2 separate regions of the Mus musculus genome follow, and region 2 is linked to region 1. The links are chromatin contacts, found by POLR2A ChIA-PET in ENCODE. All regions are on one chromosome and are shown on one strand. Each heading gives the region's core, a stretch centred on a gene start or an enhancer-like site at or near the end of the contact. The rest is flanking DNA. Distances are from core to core; before and after follow the strand shown.

Region 1 (3,129 bases), core at 64-2,563:
GGATAAACGGGAGCAGTTGGGTCTGAGCACAAAGCTTGCAGGCAGTGATCAGCTTTCACTACACACTTTAGATTACCCACTGCTAATTTCCCATTTTACCCACTGGGGTCCCTTTCCCTTGAGTTACTGAACAATGGTTCTCTGCTTAGTTTCCTAATTAACCCTTTGCCTTAAGTAGAGGAAGATAGTCTCCCTGAGACTTAGCAGAGCAAAGAGGAGGAAGAAAGATGAGACAGAAGAATTAACCTGAAGAGAAATTGAGCTTGCTGGTTGCTGGTTTCACTTTTTTTTTTGGGGGGGGTATCGAATATACTTTTATACTTTAAGATATAAGCTATCTCTACATATTTGGAAGGCTACAAGTTTTTGATTTTTCCTTTCTCAAGGTTCCAGAAGTGCCCCAAAGTATTTTTATTGGAGATATTTTCAAGTCTGTCCAGAGAAGAGTTTTACAATTCTTTCAGGCCATTTTCCTTCCCAGCAGATTTTCCTGTCCTCCTCTTACAGGAAAATTTCTGACATTCTCATCTGGAAAAATTCTAACCTTCCTCAAACTCAGCCTAATTATCTCTTTCTCTGGGTCGCCACTCCACTTACCACACACATATCTATGTGTGCTCTTGCTGGGTATAATGTGATGGTTTCTCTCGGTTTCTGTCTCACTGTCTCTTTGTCTGTCTCTGTGTCTCTATCTCTCCCTCTCTGTCTCTGTTCCCCAACCAACATCTTTTCATCATAAGCTCCTTGATGAACAGGACTATGTATGGTGTCTCATCGTGGCAACTTAATTAGTCCTTATTTTGACCTTTTCTTGTTTAACTAGATAAAAGCATTATCATGTGTCTCACTGAGTTACGAAAAAATATTTTTGTGTAAACTTAAAATGTAGCTGAATATATGCAAAGGCCATTTTTTTCTTTTCAAACAAATGCAAGTAAGAGAAAAGATTTGCCCATTCTGGCAGGCAAAGCTCCTTTTTAAGCAACGAATTGTTTGGCTACCACCCAACAGTGACTTCAGCAGGTACTACGTCTGGAGACTGACTTCCCAGAGCTCAGAACTCCTCTCCACCCCTAAGACTCTGCACAGACACTTGCCTTCTGCATCTGTCAATACTGCCCACAAGTATTCCTCAGTCTCCCTAGAGATGACCCAACAGTAGCTATTTCTGAGAAACCTGAGACAGCCCTTGCGCCTTAGCCCCGCCCACCTCAGCTCCTGCACCGCCCCTACCGGTGCGGCGCCTCACGAGCTCCCGGACACAATCACGCATGCTCAGACTCCACCCAGCGTGATGACGGAAGAGCGAGCACGGGGTGACGTAGCTCAGTTGCAACGTGCTTTAAGTCTGGGTCTGCACTCCGGTCCCATGTACGGTGTGACACTGACCGCTGTGTTCCGTGTAGTCGAACCTTCTGTGCTTTCGGGAGCGGGACGCGGAGGTGGGGTCCCGTGGGAACTGCTCGGGGCGCGGAGGGAAGAGCGACAGGAGCGCATGACGGCAGGACTGCGCGGCTGAAAAAGGCTGCTCTCGGGGACTGTGAGCCGGGACGTAGCCCGGCATCCCGTGGAACCCTGTCCGGTCTCGCCATGCTCGGGGCCCGGCGCCTGCTCGGCGCGCTGCGCCTCTGTTCCTCCGTTTCCTGCCCCAGGCCCCGCGCGTCTGCCAAAATGCGCGTGCGGGACGCCCTCAGGGTCCAGGACGCGAGAGGGGAGTGCGTAACGGTGCAGGTGGGTGTGTGGAAAGACTGCTGCCTGAGCTTGCTTGACTTGAGCTGTCTCCAGAGTCTACACTTCTGGGACCGCACTGTTATTTTTGCAAATCGTTCTGACGATCACAAGTGCAGCAGCTGAGTTTTCATGACACCTAGGGGTTTCTTGTAAACACTTTAATCATGCGGAAAAGTTGAAATGAACACTCCCTTATTTATTTATTTATTTATTTAGTTTTATAGTAATAACTTGGGATGCTTTGCCCTAGTTCCTTGAGAACAGAAATTCTGTCTTTCCTTTTTTCCTGTTCACCTGGCTGGCAGGAAATAGTGGTTCCAGGTGTGTCCAGCCTTTTGACATTGCAACATGAGGTCTCCACCTACCAAGTTCATACTTGAGTTACCGCCTCTACCCTCCAGTTAAAAAGTCTCAAAGTTTACGAGTCCGTGTTGGGCTGCATTCATAGCTATCCTCAGTTGCTCACTGCGGCTCATTGTACACAAGTTGGACACAGGAGAATCCATACCTTTTCAATTTCAGTCACTCAGGCTCCTGAGATTTCCATGTATTTAAACTAGGAGAAAGAGCAGAATGTTGTAGTTTGACAAGCTAAGGGCTGCAGTTGCCTTGGCTTAATTCGCTTGCCCTACTATGTAGCTTGTTACTTATAGGCATGTCACGACAGTGCCTCAGGCCCCAGTTTCTCTTATGAAAATGGAGATAATAGTCTATATTTTGGAGAGTTCTGAAAATTAAACGGGTTAATGAAGACAGGCTATTTAGAACAGAGGCCTCTCAGTCAGTGTTAGATGCTGTTATTTGTGACAGCTTTGAATAAATTCCTAAAAGCACAGAAAGAGTAAGACTGGTGCTTGGCTGTTTCCTCTTGAATTACTGAAATAAACTAATAGGTCTTACCCATATTCCTGATATCTGGCACTATGACCAAGCTGTTCTTCCTTGCATTTCTTTGGGTTTATTACTTGTTCCATGATCCCAATCAAAAGTTATCAAAACTGTTTGCTGTACTCTTTGTACCTTGATTTGTGTGATGAACAAAAGAAGAGTCAAAGATGAACTGAACCTACTACGGAGGTAACAGACCTTTTATTTGGGTGCTTAGTGGTATAATATGGAAACTGCTAGTCAACTTGTGGCTCTGAGCACCTGAGTGTGTTTCAACTGCATGGAGGTGTGTTGTAAGAGTAAAATATATAATAACTTTGAGGAGTAAGGAAATATAAAAATATAAATATATTCAAAAATAAAAATATGTTTATATTGTTTACATGTGAATGATATTCAGAGTATAATTGAATAGCATGTTATTCATTACCTATTTTTACTTTTAATGTAAGGACAAATCTTTTTAAAGATTAATTTTATCTTGTATTTGTGTATGTGTGTCTGCATGAG
Region 2 (3,219 bases), core at 199-2,698, 34 kb after region 1:
TTGCTGCCCAAATGTAAGGACCCCAGTTCAGATCCTCAGCACCCATGTAAAAAATTGATACTTGTAACCCCGGTGATGGAGGCAAGGGATCCTGACGGCTCCCTGGACATCCAGCCTAGTCAAAACAGTGAGCTCCAGGGTCAGAGAGACACCCTAGCTCGGAAAATAAGGTGTGGAGGTGATTGAGGCATGCACACACGGACACAAGTTCACCACACAGGTGGAGGTGAGGGAAAATTCTATACTTTGGAATGGTTTTTTTTTTTTTGTTGTTTGTTTGTTTTTATTTGTTTGTTTTTATTTTTTCGAGACAGGGTTTCTCTGTATAGCCCTGGAGCTCACTTTGTAGACCAGGCTGGCCTCAAACTCAGAAATCTACCTGCCTCTGCCTCCCGAGTGCTGGGATTAAAGGCGTGCACCACCACTCCCGGCTCTTTGGAATGATTTTTATAGACTCATTCTGGGCCTGGCAGTGGTGGTGCACACCTTTAATCCTAGTACTTTAATCACACGGATTAATTCTTTAATCTTGCAGAGGCAGACAGATCTTTGAGTTTGTGGCAAGCCTGGTCTGTGAGTTCCAGGACAGCCGGGACTGGCCGGGACTACACAGAGAAACCACATCTAAAAGAAAACAAAACAAAAAATCATTCTGAATACCATTGCCCTCATCATAGCATTATGGAAAAGCAAGCACTATAGGAACAAGCTGGAGTGTAAGTACTAGTAATTGGACTGCTGTCTGAGAACCTGGACTCTAGTACTGATCTTACCCTAAACAGGTTATGCATGGCATTTGACCTAACACTTAATATTTCCATTTTAAGCAGTGGTGTCTAAGTTGTTATAGCTCAGGTCCTTTTGAATCTTTATTATATCTGTATCATGAAACATTATAATAAAGCATTCCAAAGTATAGAATTTTCCCTCACCTCCACCTGTGTGGTGAACTTATGTCCGTGTGTGCATGCCTCAATCACCTCCACACCTTATTTTCCGAGCTAGGGTGTCTCTCTGACCCTGGAGCTCACTGTTTTAACTAGACTGGATGTCCAGGGAGCCCTCAGGATCCCCTGCCTCCATCATCGGGGTTACAGGTATCAATTTAGCCTTCTTGGAATCTCTCAATTGAGATTAACACCCCCCCCCCCCCCAAACCCCCCGGGCATGGAGCGTGAGTGAAGATGGGTACTATTCGACATTTCCTTCATGATCTTGAAGAGAAGTTGCAGATTGGAATAAACAGGCAACAGCACGTAGTTTTGTCTGTAGACCTTTCAGGCTTGTGTGGCATGCTGCTGCTCTACCCATTATATTCTCAACTTTTCCATTCTGGGATTATGAGGAAACAGAAGTGAGGGCGAGGGGACAGAGTAGAGGACAGGAAAAGCAAAGGGGCTGAGTAGCCAGCCTGTGAGCGTTCGCTCAGCTGCCGTGGAGGTTAAGTAAACTTTCCGTCACAGACTGCGTTCTTTTCCAGGGTTAGCTCGCTGCTGCTGGCTTCTCCTCCCTGCACTTCACAGGGAGACAGCTGACTTGTGTGGGTTTTTCTACAGCAGTCCCTCGAGACTGAAACTACTCAGCTATATTTGTTCTGCTGTGAGAACAGATAACTGGGAGGCAATTCAAAACATTTGTTTAATATTTTCTTGGAAATCCTTAAAGAAGCAAAGGGTTTTACACCTTGATTTAAAAAATAAAAATAAAAAGGTCACTGGTTCTACGCATCCTAAAATGTTTGGTGATTCTTAGTTTCCTGTTTCTTTCAATGCTTTTTTTTTTAGCTTCTAATAGCAGAATAACCTAGGAAAGTGTTTTGCTCTGATAACTTTTATATGACCAGGGAGAGGTTGGTTGGCCCATAGAGTAGCATGGGAAAGATTTTAATGTCATTTGTTGCATTAGTTTCATATATATTTGCCCAAAGGTTTTGTCTAAATAAAATCTTACACTGAGACTCAATCTATAAAGGAGATAAAAAGTGGTAGGTATTAACGAGGTAGCTTATGTCTGGTTTGTGTAGGAAATCAATCATGAGTGAATGACAGTAGGGACCTGGGAGATTGTGGAGAAAGTCTCCCTACATTTCCTACAAATTGATATTATTTTTCTAGGGAACATTCTCATAGTCCAGTGGTCTTGAGACATCTCCTATGACAGTGTGACTTCTGAGTCCCTTCTGAAAGACCTACCTGAGGCTCTTCTTGAGCTGGTCTTTCCTGAAATGCATTTGTGGCTTGCTGGTGTCTTTGTTTTCTTGTTCTGGTTTTTGTTTTTATTAGAGATTTCCATGAAAGAAAATACATCATGAATCTCTCTCTCCACTAATAAAGACCTTCCATTTTTGGGGTCCATGTTTTCAGGGATGCGTGTGTCTGTGTGTCACTGGGGACAGGCTTTGACGTTTCAAAAGCCCACCGCATTCCTAATTAGCTTCCTCATTTGCATGCTTGCATGTGTCGCCCCTCCCCCACTTGCTGTGGCTCTGATGCAAGCTCTCAGATACATTCCAGTGCCATTCCTTCTGCCATGCTCCCGACATGATGGTCATGGATTCTGACCCTCTGAAACACTGAGCCCTAAAATCAATGCTTTCTTTTGTAAGTTGCCTTGGTCGTGGAGTCTTAGCACAGCAATAGAGAAGTAATAAGACAGGTCTCTTGCAGTCAAACTGTCTCAATGCCCCCTGTAGCCAAGCTTACCTTACACTCCTATTTCTTAACTTCCTTAGCTGGGGTTATAGGCATGAGCTACCGTGCCCAGCCCATTACAGTCTCAGGGGACTATCTATATTGTACATGGAGTCTTTGGTTCACTAAAACATAATTGTGAGGTACATGACTTAGTTGAAACAGTCAATATGACGCCTTTTTAGACTGGCTGAAGTGTAGAACTCATTCAGAGTTCGTCCATATCCCTCCTGAGATTGACAGCTCTTTTCTTTTACGTGCTGGATTCCTCTGTATTCCAGCCTCCGAGTGTACAGCAGCTTATTTACCTTCTAAAGGTGTCTTAGTTGCTTCCTAGTTTTGTCAACTATGAATAATACAGATATAAACATCCCTATACAGTTTTCTTTTTAATACAGACATGATATTTCAGCCCTTGTGGGTAAAATGCAAAGGGACACAACCACTGCTTCACAGCGAGAGTATGTTTGTTTTGTAAGAAACTAAGCGTGTCCCAGAGCAGCTGTGCAGCTCTGCCTTCCAGTCCACA

Evidence for each region. ChIA-PET counts read pairs that join two places held with the same protein, here RNA polymerase II (POLR2A).
Region 2: POLR2A ChIA-PET joins it to region 1 with 22 read pairs in embryonic stem cell. The contact joins the enhancer-like site here to the promoter of Nars2 in region 1. POLR2A ChIA-PET finds 5 or more read pairs at or near these places in 3 of 5 experiments (Patski and embryonic stem cell).

Annotation. Positions count from the first base shown.
Region 1 is chr7:96,950,214-96,953,342 of GRCm38, forward strand. Nars2 (asparaginyl-tRNA synthetase 2 (mitochondrial)(putative)) reads left to right here and starts at 1,314. Exons shown (of 14, transcript NM_153591.4): 1 at 1,314-1,731. The coding sequence starts at 1,591.
Region 2 is chr7:96,984,528-96,987,746 of GRCm38, forward strand. All of the region lies in intron 5 of Nars2 (asparaginyl-tRNA synthetase 2 (mitochondrial)(putative)), which reads left to right. Among named protein-coding and RNA genes, the nearest start is that of Nars2, 35 kb to the left of the region's middle. Within about 2 kb of position 1,449, at least 1 of the 3 ENCODE cell types and tissues checked has a DNase peak (open chromatin) inside an H3K27ac peak, as active enhancers do.